2 separate regions of the Homo sapiens genome follow, and region 1 is linked to region 2. Evidence: read pairs that join two places in POLR2A ChIA-PET (ENCODE). Cell type or tissue: B cell. All regions are shown on one strand. Each heading gives the region's core, and the rest is flanking DNA. Links, peaks and the distances in the headings are about the cores only. Region 1 overlaps TPGS1 (tubulin polyglutamylase complex subunit 1). Region 2 overlaps SCAMP4 (secretory carrier membrane protein 4).

What was found. ChIA-PET counts read pairs that join two places held together with the same protein. Peaks named below come from ENCODE experiments on the same cell type or tissue, not always from the same donor. Only the 100,000 strongest peaks of a DNase experiment are listed, where the experiment ranks them.
Region 1: POLR2A ChIA-PET joins it to region 2 with 5 read pairs; 1 of 35 experiments calls an interaction of 5 or more read pairs at or near these places.

What each region holds. Positions count from the first base shown.
Region 1 is chr19:517,875-520,374 of GRCh38, forward strand. TPGS1 (tubulin polyglutamylase complex subunit 1) reads left to right here. Exons shown (of 2, transcript NM_033513.3): 2 at 1,015-1,780. The coding sequence ends at 1,549. Among named protein-coding and RNA genes, the nearest start is that of MADCAM1-AS1, 11 kb to the left of the region's middle. RefSeq lists an enhancer at 584-1,490. In B cell, for the core only: no CTCF peak of the experiment used is centred there; a DNase peak (open chromatin) is centred at 1,180.
Region 2 is chr19:1,923,117-1,939,564 of GRCh38, forward strand. SCAMP4 (secretory carrier membrane protein 4) reads left to right here. Exons shown (of 7, transcript NM_079834.4): 6 at 1-71; 7 at 992-2,897. The coding sequence ends at 1,168. Among named protein-coding and RNA genes, the nearest start is that of CSNK1G2, 9.8 kb to the right of the region's middle. RefSeq lists enhancers at 5,645-6,527, 6,626-6,715 and silencers at 6,234-6,528, 15,272-15,472. In B cell, for the core only: no CTCF peak of the experiment used is centred there; DNase peaks (open chromatin) are centred at 9,759 and 10,315; H3K4me3 peaks cover 283 bases; H3K27ac peaks cover 1,601 bases.

The DNA.
Region 1 (2,500 bases), core at 1-2,500, 1.4 Mb before region 2:
CCAGGCTGGGTGGGGGCTGGGAGGAGGAGGCCCAGGCTGGGTAGAGGCTGGGAGGAGGGAGATCCAGGTTGGGAGGAGGCCCAGGCTGGGTAGAGGCTGGGAGGAGGGAGATCCAGGTTGGGAGGAGGCCGAGGCTGGGGGTGCTGGTGGGGAGGGGAGGCCCAGGCTGAGGGGGTGCTGGGAGGAGGAAGGCCTGGCTGGGTGGGTGCTGGGAGGAGGGAGCCCCGGGCTGGGGGGTGCTGGGAGGAAGGAGGCCAGGCTGGGTGGGAGCTGGGAGGAGGGAGGCCCAGGCTGGGAGTGCTGGTGGGGTGGGGAGGGGAGGCCCAGGTTGAGTAGGGGCTGGGAAGAGGGAGGCCCCGGCTGGGTAGGGGCTGGGAGGAGGGAGGCCAGGCTGGGTGGGAGCTGGGAGGAGGGGAGGTCCAGGCTGGGTAGGGGCTGGGAGGAGGGAGGCCCAGGCTGGGAGTGCTGGTGGGGTGGGGAGGGGAGGCCCAGGTTGAGTAGGGGCTGGGAAGAGGGAGGCCCGGGCTGGGTAGGGGCTGGGAGGAGGGAGGCCTGGGCTTGGGATACTGGGGGGAGGAGAGGCCAGGGCTGGGAGGGGGCTGAGAGGAGGAGGCCTGGGCTGGAGATGCTGGGGGAGGAGAGGCCCAGGCTGGGGATGCTTGGGGGAGGGAGGCCTGGGCTGGGAGGGGACTGGGAGGAGGGAGGCCTGGGCTGGGGATGCTGGGGGGAGGAGAGGCCCGGGCTGGGGATGCTTGGGGGAGGAGAGGCCCGGGCTGGGGATGCTGCGGGGAGGAGAGGCCCTAGCTGGGAGAAGGGAGGCGGGGGCTCAAGAGAGGAGCTTCAGGGATAGAGGGTGAGGAGGAGGGGAGGCCGGGGATGGGGGGTAGGAGGAGAGGGGAGGCCAGGGCTGGCTGGGGGGTCGGGGAGGCTAGGGCATAGGCCTGGCGAGGAGGGGAGGCTGGGGCTGGGTGGGCGCGCGGTCTCTGCCGGCCCCCAACGTCCCCGTCTCCGCAGGGCCGCCTTCAACAACAACGTGAGCGTGGCCTACGAGTGCCTGAGCGCCGGCGGGCGCAGGAAGAGGCCGGGGCTGGACGGGCGCACCTACAGCGAGCTGCTCAGGCGCATCTGCCGGGACGGCCAAGCCCCCGAGGAGGTGGTGGCGCCGCTGCTGCGCAAGGTGCAGTGCCGTGACCACGAGGCGGTGCCGCTGAGCGTCTTCCGCGCGGGCACACTCACCTGCTTCGTGCTGCTGGAGTTCGTGGCGCGCGCCGGCGCGCTCTTCCAGCTGCTGGAGGACTCGGCCGCCGCCGTGGCCGACCGCCGCGTGGGCCAGGCCGTGCTGGACACCCTGGAGGGCGCGCTGCAGGCCAGCGACGCCGCCGCGCCCGCGCGCTTCCTGGAGGCCGGCTCGCGCTTGGGGCCCGACAGCCTGGCGCTGGCGCTGGACCGCGCCGTCGGGGGGCGGCGGCCCAGCGCGCCCATGACCCGCGAGGAGTTTCTGGAGAGGGCCGCCGCGCTCTTCATCGCGAAGGTCAAGCCGGTGGGCTGAGGCCCGTGGGCCGCGCGGATCCGGGATCTGCGCTGGGGGGTCCCCGCGTGCGGGGCGCGCGGAGCCTTCCCTTCGCCCTGGTGAGGCCCTGCCATAACCAGGCGCCCAGCCCTGCGGAGGAGGCCGGGGCTCCCAGGAAGCGGACGCCCGGTCCCCACACAGCGCCGCGGCCGCCCCTCCACCCCCGCGGGAGCCCCTGCCCCACGCTAATAAAATGTGTTGCGAGGCTGACGCTGGTGTGTATGCGAGCGCCCGCCTCCCAGCCCCGGTGCCCGCAGAAGACGCTTTTCCCCAGCAGGTCACCCACGGCCCCGGAACCGCGGCGACTGGAGGCTGGATTCGAGGCCGGAAACGCCGGGACCCCTGGACCCGGCCTGGTGGGAGCAGCGGAGGGGGACGCCCCACGGGGCCCTGCGGAGCCTGAAGCCGGAGAGCAGGCGGCTCTTCTGGAACGCAGGGCCCGGGCCCTCCAGCCCCGCCCGGCCCAGGTATCCTCCCTGAGCCTCAGTCTCCCCAGATGTCAAATGAAGAGGCCAGCTGGGCAGATGGTAGTGACATTGGTGAGACAACAGCCCTAACACTTCCCAGGAACTGAAGTGCCTCATGTGATTGATTCCCAGGCCCAGGCAGCGGAGGTTACACCCTCAGCAAGGGCTCAGCTGGGATCTGCGCCCGGCCTGCTCCAGAACGCAGCCCACTCGCCACCGGTGGGGAGGGTCGTCCGGTATCCCCCAGTGCCCACCACCACCAACCAGAATCACTTCTCAGACTGCAAGAGCGAATCCAGCCGGGCGTGGTGGCTCACACCTGTAACCCCAGCACTTTGGGAGGCTAAGGCGGCGGATCACTTGAGGTCAGGAGTTCAAGATCAGCCTGACCAACATGGTGAAACCCTGTCTCTACTAAAAATACGAAAAAAAAAAAAAGCTGGGCTGTGGTGGCAGGCGCCTG
Region 2 (16,448 bases), core at 9,072-11,571:
CCGTGGTCATGCTGCTTCCAGCCATCATGTTCTCCGTGTCGGCTGCCATGATGGCCATCGCGATCATGAAGGTGAGTCCTCGGCTTTGTGACGTCCAGCCCTTACCCCTTCTCCATGAACCTCGTCACCCAACTGTCCCAGGTGGGTGAACGTCGAGGAGCCGGGCCCTCTCCCCACGGTGTCACGCAGGCCGCACTTCATCCCCAGCAGTGAGCTGGGATGACAGCAGGAGGCACTGTCACCAGGGACACTCCCAGGGACCCAGCGCCTGGGTTCCTATGGGGCCAGTCCTGTGGCCCCCTGGGCCGGGAGTCCAGACTCCAGAGGGAAGCAGGGGTTGTGTGTAAACCGCAGTGTTTGCAGGAACAGCTGAGGCCCTGGAGCTGTCCTGTCAGTGAGGGTGGGGCCCCTTGCAGGTTCCCGGTCACAGTTTCCATCTGAAGATAGCGGAAGTGTTGAGCTGGGCTCATAACAGAAACTTTCAGTTACAGCAAAATGCTTTTTTTTTTTTTTTTTTTTTTAGACAGAGTCTCGCTCTGTCACCCAGGCTGGAGTGTAGTGGTGCGATCTCTGCTCACTGCAAGCTCCGCCTCTGGGGTTCATGCCATTCTCCTGCCTCAGCCTCCCGAGTAGCTGGGACTACAGGCGCCCGCTACCGCACCTGGCTAATTATTTTGTTTTTGTATTTTTGGTAGAGACAGGTTTTCACCGTGTTAGCCAGGATGGTCTCAATCTCCTGACCTCGTGATCCTCCCGCCTCGGCCTCCCGAAGTGCTGGGATGACAGGCGTGAGCCACCGTGCCCGGCCTATTTTTTATATTGTAGTAGAGACAGGGTTTCACCATGTTGTTTGGACTGGTCTCGAACTCCAGAGCTCAGACAGTCTGTCTGCCTCGGCCTCCCGAAGTGCTGGGATGACAGGCGTGAGTCCCCGTGCCCGGCCGCCATGCTCATTTTCTGTCTTCTGCCTCCCTGTCCTCTGTCCTTGCAGGTGCACAGGATCTACCGAGGGGCTGGCGGAAGCTTCCAGAAGGCACAGACGGAGTGGAACACGGGCACTTGGCGGAACCCACCGTCGAGGGAGGCCCAGTACAACAACTTCTCAGGCAACAGCCTGCCCGAGTACCCCACTGTGCCCAGCTACCCGGGCAGTGGCCAGTGGCCTTAGAGGGAGCCTGCCCTGCCCCCACCGCCCACCACCTCCTCCCCTTCATTCCTGCTGCTACCCCTGGTCCCGAGGGCTGGGAGTACCTGGGGCCCCATCCCCCCAGCTGGGATGGTGGAAGCCGGTGGTGGCCACGGACCGCCCCCCTCCTGCCAGGGCCACAGAACCCGTGTTCATCTCATCCGAGAGCGGAGTTCCTCACAAGCACTCCCCAGCAGCCCTTGGCCTCTGCCGTCCACAGGACGCCCTCTTGCTCCCGGAAACGTGTGGTCACCCGCCGTCCACTGCACGGCTGGTACGGCCTTGTCTTCAGGTCTCGAGGCCTGACTCCGGGGGACAGGTGGCAGCAGGTCGGCCGCCCTCCCGTCCTCCCAGAGCTGCTGGCGCTGAGGTCAGAGCGGGTCTGATGGGGAGCTCCGTCTCACCGGCCACCCGCCGTCACCATGGCAGATGCCCTTGGCCGGAACTAATAAGAGGCGTCGGGGCCAGCTTCCGGTCCCCTGCAGTGATAGAGGGCTTGGTGCCTAGCTGAGTCCTCGCTGTCCCCGCCATCCCCTGATCTGTGCGGCTCCAGCCTCGCCCCCTCCCCACGTGCACCATACCTGGGGAGTTCCTGGTCCAGGGTATCCTGGGGCCACCCTCCCTGCCTCCAAAACAGGGATCCCTGGCAGGCTGTCTTTCCACGCCCCTGAGTTCAGAGTCGGGGACCCAGGCCAGGTCGGGAGCACAGCCGCTCCCCAAACCCAGCAAACCGGCAGAGAGCCGGTTTCCCAGCAGCCGGAGCCCTGCAGGAGAGGCCTTTGTGTTTTGTTTTGTTTTGTTTTTTCTCTTTTGAGACAAGAGTTTCACTCTGTCGCCCAGGCTGGAGTGCAGTGGTGTGATCTCGGCTCACTGCAACCTCTGCCTCCCGTGTTCAAGCAGTTCTCCTGCCTCAGCCTCCCAAATAGCTGGGATTACAGTTGCCTGCCACCACGCCCAGCTAATTTTTATATTTTTAGTACAGATGGGGTTTCACCATGTTGGCCAGGCTGGTCTCGAACTCCTGACCTCAAGTGATCCACCCGCCTTGGCCTCCCAAAGTGCTGGGATAATAGGTGTCAGCCACCGCGCCCAGCCTGGAGTGGCCTTTTATGAGAGGGGACCCGTCAAATCTGTGCCTTATGGAGGGGTCCGGCAGCGGCCACAATTGTCTTGTCCCCTCACCCCCCAACTCCCCCTGGAACACCTCTCCCAGGCAAGACATTTTCACAGCACCATTCACAACGGTTGGGCCAAAAAGAAACTTTTCCTTCATCATTTCCTGCACTCGCTGACCACAACTTTGGACACCCCAGGCTGCCACCCCTCCCCACCCGTTCACCCCCAGGATGCTGTTGCTGTAGGACGCCTGCTGCCCTGGAGCCCTCCCCAGGATGTGAGCCAGTCCCCTCGCTGGTACGGAATGCCGCTGGGTGCCCGGAGGCGGCCATGGTGTCTCGATGGACGGCAGCCAGGATGGAGCACCCATGGGTCTCACGGCCATGCTTCAGGGTCTTCAGGTCCTGCCCCCGGCCAGTCTGCCAAGAGGCACCCCCTTCCCCAGCCTCTCGCCTGCACTGATGCAGACAAAATCTCACCTGGCAGGCCCAACCCCCCCCCACCCCTCCCCCGCCGTGTGTGGCCCCTCGCCGCATCGTTGGGGTTTTGTTATGTGAAAATATCCTGGAAATAAATACATGTTTCTGCACTTAGAGCCAGGGACCTGCCGCGTTTGTGCTGTGAGCATGTGTGGTTCCCCCAGGCCGTCTTCTCCCTTGGGAGACCCCTCAGCATATGGCCTCTGGCAGGATGCCCCCCTGCAGCGCCTCCTCCCACCCAGGCCCCGGGTGCCCTGTAGCCAGGTGTGCCCAGGGCTGACCCTGCCATCCTGGCCAACGTGGTGAAACCCGGCCTCTACTAAAAATACAAAAATTAGCCGGGCGCGGTGGCGGGTGCCTGTAGTTCTAGCTACTCAGGAGGCTGAGGCAGGAGAATTGCTTGAACCCGGGAGGCGGAGGTTGCCGTGAACCCAGATCGCGCCACTGCACTCCCCACCGGCTCAAAAAAAAAGGAAACTTGCACAGATGGAAAGCCAGTGTCACTGGCCCTACGTAAAAAGCAAACATCGGCCAGACGCAGTGGCTCACGCCTGTAATCCCAGCACGTTGGGAGGCCGAGGTGGGCGGATCATCTGAGGTCAGGGGTTCAAGACCAGTCTGGCCAACATAGTGAAACTCTGTCTCTACTGAAAACACAAAAAATTAGCTGGGCGTGGTGGCACACGCCTGTAATCCCAGCTACTCGGGAGGCTGAGGCAGGAGAATCGCTTGAACCTGGGAGGCAGAGGTTGCACTAAGCCAAGATTGCACCATTGCACTCCAGCCTGGGTGACAGAGTGAGACTCTGGAGAGAAAAAAAGGGGGGTTGTGGGGTGTGGTGGCTCACACCTGTAATACCAGCACTTTGGGAGGCCGAGGCAGGCAGATCACCCAAGGTCAGGAGTTCAAAACCAGCCTGGCCCACATGGTGAAACCCTGTCTCTACTAGAAATACAAAAATTAGCCAGGTGTGGTGGCAGGTGCCTGTAATCCCAGCTACTTGGGAGGCTGAGGCAGAAGAATCAGTTGAACCTGGGAGGCAGAGGTTGCTGTGAGCCAAGATAACGCCACTGCACTGCCACCTGGGTGACAGAGCAAGATTCTGTCTCAAAAAACAAACCCAGCCGGGCGCGGTGGCTCACGCCTGTAATCCCAGCACTTTGGGAGGCCGAGGCGGGCGGATCACGAGGTCAGGAGATCGAGACCATGCTGGCTAACACGGTGAAACCCCATCTCCACTAAAAATACAAAAAATTCTCCGGGCATGCTGGCGGGCGCCTGTATTCCCAGCTACTCGGGAGGCTGAGGCAGGAGAATGGCATCAACCTGGGCGGGGAGCTTGCAGTGAGCGGAGATCGCTCCATTGCACTCCAGTGTGGGCGACAGAGCGAGACTCTGTCTCAAAAAAAAAAAAAAAAACCAAAAAACAACAAAAGAATAAACTTACTACATGTTAATATTTTTTTTCAAATACTTTGTTTTTTGAGACCGAGTCTCACTCCGTCGCCCACACTGGAGTGCAATGGCGCGATCTCCGCTCACTGCAAGCTCCGCCTCCCGGGTTCACGCCATTCCCCTGCCTCAGCCTCCCGAGTAGCTGGGACTACAGGCGCCCGCCACCACGCCCGGCTAATTTTTTGTATTTTTAATAGAGACGGGGTTTCACTGTGTTAGCCAGGATGGTCTCGATCTCCTGACCTCGTGACCCACCCGCCTCGGCCTCCCAAAGTGCTGGGATTACAGGTGTGAGCCACGGTGCCCGGCCTCAAATACATTTTTTAAACAGGAGGATGGGTGGCATACTTTTTTAAATGTGTGCAAAACTCTTGAACATCTGGCTTCATAGAGGACAAGAGGGATGGCTCAGCAGCTCTGTCGCAAAAGGGTGTTTTACCACAACAAAGATTGAGGGCAAATGGTCTATCTAGGATGTGAGCCCAGGAAGTACCGAAGGGGTGTGGGGATGGGGAGTGGCCCATAGGGAGGCATGAACAGGGAGGTTACAGCTCCAGGCTGCTGGAGCTCAGTCCCTCTGAGGATCTGGCTCAGGTTGTCGTCCGGAGGTGAGGGAGCTGGGGTATTTATCCTCCAACTCCCCTGCAAATGGTATGGGGGCTGGGGAGGCTTAGCTCCGCCCTCAGGTAGAGAGTCATAGATGCTGGTCTGTGTGTGTTGTGCTTGTGTTGCGTGTGTATCGTATGTGTGTGTGTGTATGTGCATCTGTGTGTCTATGAGTGTCTGTGCTTTATTACAGATTGAATTAGGTCCTCCCCAATACCCATATGTTCACACCCTAAGCCCCAGGACCTCAGAATGTGACTTTGCTTGGAAATAAGGTCATTGAGGATGAAATTATATAGTTAAGATGACTTCATTCTGGAGTAGGGTGGGCACTGATCCAGTGTGACTGGTGTCCTTTACATAAAACAGGAAATTTGAGCTGGGCCCAGTGGCTCTCACCTGTAATCCCAGCAATTTGGGAGGCAGAGGCAGGAGGATTGCTTGAGCCCAGGAGTTCAAGACCAGCCTTGGCAACATAGTGAGACCCTATATCTACAAAAAAAATTAAAATTAGCCAGGTATGGTGGCATGCGCCTGTAGTCCCAGCTACTCAGGAGGCCGAGGTGGGAGGATTGCTTGAGACCAAGAGTTTGAAACCAGTCTGGGCAACATAGCAAGATCTCATTTCCACAAAAAATACAAAAAGTGTCAGGGCATGGTGGCACATGCGTGCATTCCCAGCTACTCAGGAGGCTGAGGTGGGAGGATTGCTTGAGTCCAGGAGATTGAGGCTGCAGTGAGCTGTTAACGGCGCCACTGCACTCCAGCCTGGGTGCCAGAGAGAGACCCTATCTCAAAAAAAAAAAAAAAAAAAAAAAGCCAGGTGCAGTGGCTCACGTCTGTAATCCCGGCACTTTGGCACACCGAGGCGGGTGGATTATCTGAGGTCAGGAGTTCAAGACCAGCCTGGCCAACATGGTGAAACTCCGTCTCTACTAAAAATACAAAAAATTAGCCAGGCGTGGTGATGCACACCTGTAATCCCAGCTACTTGGGAGGCTGAGGTGGGAGAATCGCTTGAACCGGGAGGTGTAGGTTGCAGTGAGCCAAGATCACACCACTGCACTTCAGCCTGGGTGACAGAGCAAGACAAAAAAAAAAGGGAAATTTGGGACACAGACACACACAGGACGAACACCATGGTGAAGCTTTCGCAAGCCAAGAACGCCGGTCACCGCCAAGAGAGGCCTGGGACAGAGTCCACTCGGGCTCAGAAGGATCCAGCGTCGCTCACACCTTCGTCTGGGACTCGCAGCCCCAGAACCGAGAGAGAATAAACAGGTGTTTGCGCCGCCGGGTCTGCGGTACCTGTCAAGGCAGCCCTAGCAAACCGATGCGTGTTTGCATGTGTGAATGCGTGTGTGCGTTTACATGTTCAGGAGTGACAGGTGCTGCAGGGTACTGACGGGGACCGCAGCCTCTGCTGTGCGTCCTAAATATCACGCCCCTCTTTCTGCAAACTGTCGCCCCAGTCACTGCCCCGTCTTCCCTTCGGAGGTCGACCCCGCCGCCCTCCGCTCGGCCGCCAGAGGGCGACCTCGGACTCCAGTCGGACGGGCTCTGCCCTGGCTCCCGGGCTTCAGGTTCTAATAGAAACTCTCGCAGGGGTGGGTCACGCCTGTAATCTCAGCCCTTTGGGAGGCTGAGGCAGGAGAATCTGCCGGGAGGCAGAGGTTGCAGTGAGCTGAGAGCGCACCATTGCACTCCAGCCTGGGCGACAAGAGTGAAACTCCTTCTCAAAAAAAAAAAAAAAAAAAGAAAAGAAAAGAAAAAAAATGGGGAGTGTCCGCCTCTGGACAAGGTGCAGCCGGCATGATGTGGCTCCTGAGTGGCCACGTCCCCTTCAGGGTCACAGGGGCGATCCAGGGAATGAGGAAAGGAAGACGGAACTGCAGGCATGGCGGGGGACCTGGCGGGCAGCTGGGGGCATCGTGTGCCCCCCCCCATGGCTACTGCCCCTGGTGGTGAGTCCCCGGGGTGGGCATCACTAAAAGAGTGACTGTGATGGCTTCATTGGGCTGGGCCCTCCAGGCTCCCCCTCCACCCCTGCCACTGAGCTCCACGCCCGGACCCAGGCCTGGGGGCACTGCAGGGACGGATCCTCAACCCTCTGGCTTCAGCTTCCATCCCAGCGGGGTCCAGCTGGGGACTTGCACCAGGGGGCAGGGGGCTGGGAGAGTGAGGGAGGAAGAGTGAGGGAGGGGAAGTGAGGCCGATTGTCGGTCCCTGGCCTCCTCCCTCTAGAGGACAGCCTGTCCATGGGGGTCCCTCTCTGCAGCCCATCCCCCACCTGTAAGGCGCCCACTGTTGCCAACCCCAGGGGCTGTGTCATTCCGCGTTGCTGCCCCTCACCCTGCCTACGCCTCCACAAACCCCACTGCTAAATCCTTCTTCCACATGAGGGAGCCATCGCCTTCCAACAGCAATTTAGGAGGGTGAATGTGATGTTTGGGATGTCTCACGATTTCCCAGCATGAACGCACAATCTCAAGCTGTGTGTGTGTGTGTGTGTGTGTGTGTGTGTGTGAGAGAGAGAGAGAGAGAGACAGACAGAGAGACTCACTCTGTCGCCCACACTGGAGTGCAGTGGCACAATCTCGGCTCACTGCAACCTCCACCTCCCAGGTTCAAGCGATCCTCTTGCCTCAGCCTCCCAAGTAGCTGGGATTACAGGTGCACGCCACCAACCACACCCAGCTAATTTTTATATTTTTAGTAGAAACTAGTTTTTGCCATGTTGGCCAGGTTGGTATCGAACTCCTGGCTTCAAGTGATCCACCCGCCTCAGCCTCCCAAAGTGCTGGGACTACAGGCGTGAGCCACCCAGTTGAGTCATTTTTTTCTTTTCTTTTTTTTTTTTTGAGACGGAGTTTTGTTCTTGTTGCCCAGGCTGGAGTGCAGTGGCGTGATCTCGGCTCACTACAACCACCACCTCCTGGGTTCAAGCAATTCTCCTGCCTCAGCCTCCAGAGTAGCTGGGACTACAGGCATGTGCCACCATGCCCAGCTAACTTTTGTATTTTTAGCAGAGACAGGGTTTCTGTTTCTCCTTGCTGGTCAGGCTGGTCTCAAACTCCCAACCTCAGGTGATTCACCCGCCTCAGCCTCCCAAAGTGCTGGGATTACAGGCATGAGCCACCATGCCTGGCCCCCCAGTTGAGTCATTTCCAGTCTTCTGAGCCCCAGAAACTTGATAAGATGTCTGTTGTTTTATTTATTAATTTTATTTTTGTTTTATTTATTTATTTATTTATTTATTTATTTGAGATGGAGTCTTGCTCTTTGCCCAGGCTGGAGTGTAGTGGTGCGATCTCGGTTCACTGCAACCTCTGCTTCCCAGGTTCAAGAGATTTCCCTGCCTCAGCCGCCCAAGTAGCCAGGACTACAGGCGCCCGCCACCACACCCAGCTAATTTTTGTGTATTTTTAGTAGAGATTGGGTTTCACCATATTGGCCAAGCTGGTCTCAAACCCCTGACCTCAGGTGATCTGCCTGCCTCAGCCTCCCAAAGTGCTGGGATTACAGGCATGAGCCATGGCTCCCAGCCTCTTCTTTTTTATTAAAAAAAATAATAATTTGTTTTTGCTTAATTTATTTCACCAGTCATATCACAAAGACATGTGTTGTTTTAGGCCACTGAGTTTGGTATAATTTGTTATGCAGCAGTAGCTGACTGATACAATAGGTGTTCCTGGATTATCTTCAGAAACCTGATAATAATATGTACACTAACTAGGGCTGTATCAGGGTGCATGGCAGGGTTTTTGAAGGCATTTTAAAGAGGTTTAGTTCCTGTCCTCAGGAGCTGCTGCCTAGTGGGGCAGACAGACCATGAATATCCATCATGGAAGGCAGAACACATAAGTACATGGACGAAAGCAGTTCCAGAGGCTGGTGGGTTGGATTCATTTGGCCTGATGTATCATGGAGTCCTCCCAAAAGAGGTGATCATCTGCCTGAGCTTTGCCAGACCTGTTGGGCTGAGAGAAGCCAGACAAGGCTCAGATGGGTGGAGGGTCAGGGTGGGTTGGAAAGGAACAAGTCAGTATGGGTGCAGAGGGCGTCCTGATGGATAGATGGGGCTGCGAAGTGGAACCAGCCATTGAGGCAGCCTCGAATGCTGTCCCCATTGTGGGGACTTTGAAAAGCCACCCTCCTTTGAAACACAGAAGGGGCAAGGAGTAAATTTATATTTCTTTTTTTCTTTTTTTTTGTTTTGAGACGGAGTCTCACTCTGTCACCCAGGCTGGAGTGCAGCGGCACCATCTTGGCTCACTGCAAGCTCTGCCTCCTGGGTTCACGCCATTCTCCTGCCTCAGCCTCCCAAGTACCTGAGACTACTGGCGCCCGCCACCATGCCTGGCTAATTTTTTGTATTTTTAGTAGAGACGGGGTTTCACCATGTTAGCCAGGATGGCCTCGATCTCCTGACCTCGTGATCTGCCTGCCTCAGCCTCCCAAAGTGCTGAGATTACAGGCATGAGCCACCGCGCCCGGCCAATTTATATTTCTGGTAAGGGGTGGGAAGAAGGAGCTTTCTCAGGCTGGAGGGGAGAGAAGACAGATGAGCACAGACACTCCTGGCAGCGGCATGAGGGCCGGGGAGCAGGTGCAGGGCACAGCGGGGCTCTGCAGGGCGGTTGTAGTTGGTGAGGACCACTGGAGCAGGGCCTTGAAGGGCGTCACCCCTCACCTGGCTGCCTCTGGGCCATCCTCCAGTCTGCCAGGGACTAGCAGAGGGGAGAAAGTGGGAGAGGAATCATTATTTGATGACCTCATTCAGCCCTAGGGATTTGGGGTGGCTAAGGTAGAATGGCAGTGGATTATATCTGACATGATGCGGGGTGTCCGGGCTCAGCTGGGCAGTTCTGCTCCCTGTGGTGATGGGGGGTAATCAGCAATCATTTAGTGGCTTTCCCTGGCCGGGAATGTTTGAGGTAGCTCACTCACAGGGCTGGCAGGTGGTGCCTGCTCAGTGGTGCCATCACCCAGGGGCTTCCAGGTGGCTGCCTCACAAGATGGCAGCTGGGTTCCAAGCAGAAAGGACGCTGTTGAGTTCTTTTTTTTTTTTTTTTTTTTTTGAGACACAGTCTCACTCTGTCACCCAGGCTGGAGTGTAATGGCGCAGTCTCGGCTCACTGCAACCTCCACCTCCCAGGTTCAAGTGATTCTACTGCCTCAGCTTCCCGAGTAGCTGGGATTACAGGTGCCCACCACCACGCCCAGCTAATTTTGTATTTTTAGTAGAGACAGGGTTTCACCGTGCTGGCTAGGCTGGTCTCAAACTCCTGACCTCGGGTGATCTGCCCGCCTCGGCCTCCCCAAGTGCTGGGATGACAGGTGTAAGCACCATGCCCAGCCTACTGTCGAGCTCGTAAGACCCTCCCTCAGAAGTCTCAAGGCACCACTTCCCCTGCCTTCTGTTGCTAAAACAGGTCACAGGAGCAGCTACATTCAGGGGAGGGGAAATGAACTGTGTCTTTCCGTGGGAGGAGCAGCAAAGAATCTGTGACCATCACACCCAGCTTTTGAACCACTTCTTCTTTGTGTCTCAGTGTTTGTGGCATGCAGCATCCCTGTTGCCTGGGTCCAGGATGCCACCCTCCTACTGGGGTTGCAGCACCAAGGGGCTGGGCATTCCATCGAGCTGAGGGGTGGGGGCTCTGGATGGGAGGCTCCCTGGGGGGAGCTCACATCTTCCATGAAGCATCATGGTCATTGTTGCCCTGTCCTGCACCCTGTCCACTGCAGGCTGCCCTCTGTGGCTGGCCTTGGTGACAAGAGATGTGGGAGAGACCCTGGTCACCACCATGGGAGGAGTCCCCAGGCACCAGGGGCAAATGAACAGAGTGAATGCCAGGAGGACCATTTAGGTGCAATATGACCAAAAATAAGTTAAGTCCAAGTGGGCTGCATCATCAACAAGAACATCCCCCAGCCTCCATGAAACAGCCCAAAACCTGGAGCAAGACGGTTCCCTGACGCTGAGCGATGCCATTCACAGCAGCGTTCCTGAATACCCCCCATGCAGGCACTCACATGCTCACACACACAATACACAAACCAACACACACCACACACAGGCATGCCAAACACAGGCACACAAATGCACACCCCCCCATAGACCCACCGACGAACACACACACACACACCCAGATGCACAGGTGCGCACACACACCCACGCACACAAAGACCCAGAGACAGACATGTGCACACACATACATATGCACACATGTACGCAGATACATATGACACAAATGCATGAACACATGGACCACACATACCAACATGCCACCTCACACAGACACACCTAACACACACACACCCGTGCACACATGTACATGGACATACACACTGGAAAACAACAAACACATATACAAAATGCAGGCCGGTTGCGGTGGCTCATGCCTGTAATCCCAACACTTTGGGAGGCCGAGGCAGGGGGATCACTTGAGCCTGGGAAGTGAGGGCTGCAGTGAGCTATGATTGAATCTCTGCACTCCAGCCTGGGTGACAGAGGGAGACCCTGTCTCAGAAAAACAAAACACGAAACACAAAATATGACCGGGCGCAGTGGCTCGCGCTTGTAATCCCAGCACTTTGCAAGGCCGAGGTGGGTGGATCACAAGGTCAGGAGATCTAGACCATCCTGGCTAACACGGTGAAACCCCGTTTCTACTAAAAATACCAAAAATTAGCTGGGCGTGGTGGTGGGCGCCGGTAGTCCCAGGTACTCGGGAGGCTGAGGCAGGAAAATGGTGGGAACCCGGGAGGTGGAGCTTGCGCCACTGCACTCCAGCCTGGGCGACAGAGCGAGACTCCGTCTCAAAAAAAAAAAAAAACCCAAAATACAAATGCATGGACATGTATCCACACACACCAACATGTTACATCATAGACAGACACACAAAACACACAAACATACACCCATCCATGGACATACACACAGACACACACAAACATCAACACACAGCATCCCACACAGACACACAAACACACAGCCATGTACCCTCAAAGGACGCTGCAGGATGAGCCTTCATTCTCTGGGACAGCAGAGAAAGTAGACAAAGGAGAGAAACTTCTCTCAGAGTCACCCATCCTCTGACTGGATCCCGTGCCCCTGTGAAGAGGCAGATCCCAGTGCCCCACACTTGGCTCTGGGGCCACCCACTGCCGCCAGGCTCTGTCCCTGCGGTTGGTGGGGGTGAGGGCAGACCCTGCTCTGTGCTGCTTCCTCACCCACCAAAACTTCCTGACGTCGCCCTGTTCCGTTGGCTGCGCTGCATATGGGAATGCAGTGCTGGGCAGGCCCAGCCTCCCAGCTGGGAAGGGGTGTCGCCACTGGCTGCAAAGACAGGTCTTCTTTTCCCCCAAGTCTGTGTTTATGCCCTACTAGAGACTGTTGGGTGTAATTCCCAGAAAGTTCTGGAATGATCTAAAATGAGGAAATAGAAAAAAGTTGTAGAATCGGGCCAGGCGCAGTGGCTCATGCCTGTAAACCCAGCACTTTGGGAGGCTGAGGCAGGTGGATCACCTGAGGTCATGAGTTGGAGACCAACCTGGCCAACATGGCAACATGGGCAGACATCACCAATTAATCATCGAATGATGTTTCTCCTGACCTCCTTCCTCCTGTGTACAGGGTAGGCATCACCAATCAAGCAATGATGTTGGTTGACTGGGGAACGCTGCTGTTTGTCCTGCCTTCCTTCCTCTTGTGCACAGGGCAGACATCACCAATCAACCAATGATGCCCACACTGCTTCCCTCCCATGCACAAAGCAGACATCACCAATCAATCGAGCAGCACCAGGAGGAAACCAATTTGGCAGTTCAATCCGTCTTCAACTCTATCCTTTTATAGATAAGGTTGAGGCCCAGGGACCTGGTCAAGGGCAACTACAGGGCAGATCCCTCCTCCTCTTCCTGGGAATTAGCTTTGTCTCTTGTTCCTGGAGCAAATTCAGGAAAATTGCAAGGTCATGTACATTTTCAGCCCAGGGCATGAGTCACTTGATCCCTGCTGTCCAGAGCTGGACCCGGAGATGATGGCCAGGACTGTCCCCTTGCAGGGAGGCCACTGAGGCTGGCAGGGCCAAGACTGGGCAGTGAGCCACTCCAGGCGGGAAAGCCCTTTGTCACTGGAGCTGCTCTGAACGCTGCCGCCAAGTCGCAGGCAGCTGTTGTCATCTGCTCAGCGTCCTTCCCCTTCCCCGGCAACTACTCCTCCTGCTGTGGGGAACCTGGCCCACCCGACTCCTGTGTTCTCAGGGCGCTGCCCCTCGTGGAACCTGCCCTTCTGGTCACCAGGACATTGCCTAAACCAGGCCTGGCCAGTCATCTGGGAGGGGCCAATGCCAGACAATAAGAGACTTTCCTGGGATTTTATAGCGATCCTGGGAGAGAAGAGCTCTGTTTTATTTGGGGGTTGCTAAACTAAGCCACAGCTGCCACCACGGACGGAAGAAGCTTGGAGTGAAAGAATGAAGCCAAGGCACAGAGACGGAGAGACAAGGAGAGGGAGAGAGAGAGGGAAAGGTAGAGACAGAGAGAGATGTGGGGAGGGAGAGAGAGACAGAGAGATAGAGAGGTAGAGATAGAGACAGAGGGATATAGAGAGGGAGAGAGAGACGGAGACAGAGGATGAAAGAGACGAGACACAGTTGGAGATAGAGGGAGAGATGCAGAGACAGAGAGAGATAGAGAGGGAGAAATAGAGACAGACAGAGCTAGGAAGGGAGAGAGAGACAGAGAGAGGAAGAGAAAGGGAGAGACACAGAGACAGAGACAGAGAGCTTGAGAGACAGAGAGAGAGGCAGAGGAAGAAAGAGGCAGAAAGACAAATAGAGAGACAGAGACAGGGAGAGACAGAGACATAGACAGAAAGATGGCGAGCACTCCAGCCTGGGCAATAGAGCAAGGTTCCATCTCAAAAAAAAAGAGAGACATAGAGACAGAGACAGGAAAAGACAGAGAGATAGAGACAGAGAGAGAGAAAAAAGAGAGAGAGAGAGACATGAGGACAAAGAGAAAGGTCCACAGGCACTGAGCTTGAGTCACCCCTGGTTGCAGCCATGCCTGAAGGCAGCTCTGCCCGACCGCTGAGTTCCACAGCCCAGCATCTGTGATGGGCTGCACCTGTGTATTAGCACGTTACTGATAAGGCCCAGCTGCTTTAACAAATCGGCCCGCCTGGCGTAGCGGCTCCGGCACAGTGGACGTTTACTTCTTGCTCCAGGCCGGCGACCCAGGCAGCTCCACAGGTGACCTGAGGACTCACGGTCCCTCATCTGGGCTCCATGACCCCCCAGGGCCCCATGTGCTCCTCCTCCTGGGGTTGGAAGGGGAATGGAGGCCCAGGGTGGACAGCAGGAAGAAGACACGTGGCTGGAGGCACAAGCCCGCGGCGGCCTCAGCAACAGGACCCAGCTTTCCTTCCTGCGAGGCATGAGTCTGGCCCCTGCCCCCGGGCTCCTGACCCTCCAGCCAACCCGGCCTCAGAATGAGTGGCCCCGAGAGGGCCCCGGGCCACAGGGCTGTGGGGACACCTCCAGCTGTAACAGGCGGCAGGACCAGGAGGTGAGCAAGGGGGGAAAAGCTTCCAGAAGTTTTCCCAGACGCTGCGACCCTGAGGCTGGGCCTTCAAGGATGAATGGGGCGAGAGTGGGAGAAGGGCTTCCTGGGCAGAGGATGTGCGGCTGTTGGGACAGTGGCATCTCTAACAAAATACCGTAGGTGGGGCAGCTTAGACACAACAAATTTACTTCTCACAGCTTTGGAGAGCGTGGAGGTTCAAGACCAAGGTGTGGGCAGCTTTGGTATCTGCTGAGGGCCTGTTTTTGTTTTTTCGTTGTTTTTGAGGTTAGAGTGCAGTGGCATAATCTTGACTCACTGCAACCTCTGCCTCCCAGGTTCTAGTGATTCTTCTGCCTCGTCCTCCTGAGTAGACAGGATTACAGGCGCCCACCACCAAGACTGGCTAATGTTTGCATTTTTTGTAGAGACGGGGTTTCACCATGTTGACCAGGCTGGTCTTGAACTACCGACCTCAGGTGATCCACCAGCCTCGGCCTCCCAAAGTGCTGGGATTACAGGCGTGAGCCACCGCGCCTGGCCCTCACTCTGTATTTTTAGCCTCACTAAGGCTGATCTTGAACACCTGGTCTTACGCGATCCTCCCACCTCAGCCTCCCTAACTGCTGGGATTACAAGTGTGAACGTCTCTTTATGTGAGTATAGGAATAGAACAGAAGGGGGCACTTCCTGCCTGCCTCCTCCCCCAAACCTACGCTGTTTGGGATTTACTGGGAGGCTGGGAGATCTTCTCTCTAGAGGATGGGATGGGCGTGGACAAGTTGTTATCTTTATAATGTTCTTATTAGATTAAGACCTCCAAAGGGTGCTGGGCGCATTGGCTCAGGCCTGTAATCCCAGCACTTTCGGAGGCTGAGGTGGGTGCTATTGCTTGAGCTCAGGAGTTGGAGACCAGCCTGGGGAACATAGCAAAACCCTGTCTCTATAAAAAATTAGCCGGGCGTAGTCGGGCACGGTGGCTCACGCCTGTAGTCCCAGCACTTTGGGAGGCCGAGGCGGGGGGATCACAAGGTCAGGAGATCAAGACCATCCTGGCTAATACAGTGAAACCCCGTCTCCACTAACAATACAAAAAATGAGACGGGCGCAGTGGCGGGCGCCTGTAGTCCCAACTACTCGGGAGGCTGAGGCCAGGAGAATGGCGTGAACCCGGGAGATGGAGCTTGCAGTGAGCCGAGATAGTGCCACTGCAGTCTGGCCTAGGCGAAAGAGCAAGACTCCGTCTCAAAAAAAAAAAAAAAAAAAAAAATTAGGCGGGCGTGGTGGCGCGTGTCTGTGATCCCAGCTACTGGGGAGGCTTAGGTGGGAAGACTGCTTGAGCCTGGGGAGGTAGAGGCTGCGGTGAGCCGAGACTGTGCCACTGCACTCTAGCCTGGGTGACAAAGTCAGATCCTGTCTCAAAATAAAAAAGACCCGGCTGGGCGCGGTGGCTCAAGCCTGTCATCCTAGCACTTTGGGAGGCCAAGGCAGGCGCATCACCTGAGGTCAGGAGTTCGAGACCAGCCTGGCCAACATGGTGAAACCCCATCTCTATTAAAGGTACAAAAATCAGCTGGGCATGGTGGCGGGCGCCTGTAGTCCCACCTACTCAGGAGGCTGAGGCAGGAGAATCCCTTGAACCCGTGAGGCGGAGGTTGCAATGTGCCGAGATCATGCCACTGCACTCCAGCCTGGGCAACAGAGCGAAACTCTGTCTCTAAATAAATAAATAAATAAAAACCCTCAAAGGGGCTAGTCTCACCCCCCCACCAGCTGTCCCCAATGACATCCTCATGATTAAAGCTGAAATGAATCAGGAACATGTGGACCACATTTGAAGTGGGTTAAAAATGAGAAAGCAAGGTTGGCCACGGTGGTTTACACCTGGAATCGCAGCTTTTTTACAGTTTTTTTTTTTTTTTTGAGACGGAGTCTTGCTCTGTCACCCGGGCTGGAGTGCAGTGGCACGATCCTGGCTGACTACAACCTCCGCCTCCCAGGTTCAAGCGATTCTCCTGCCTCAGCCTCCAGAC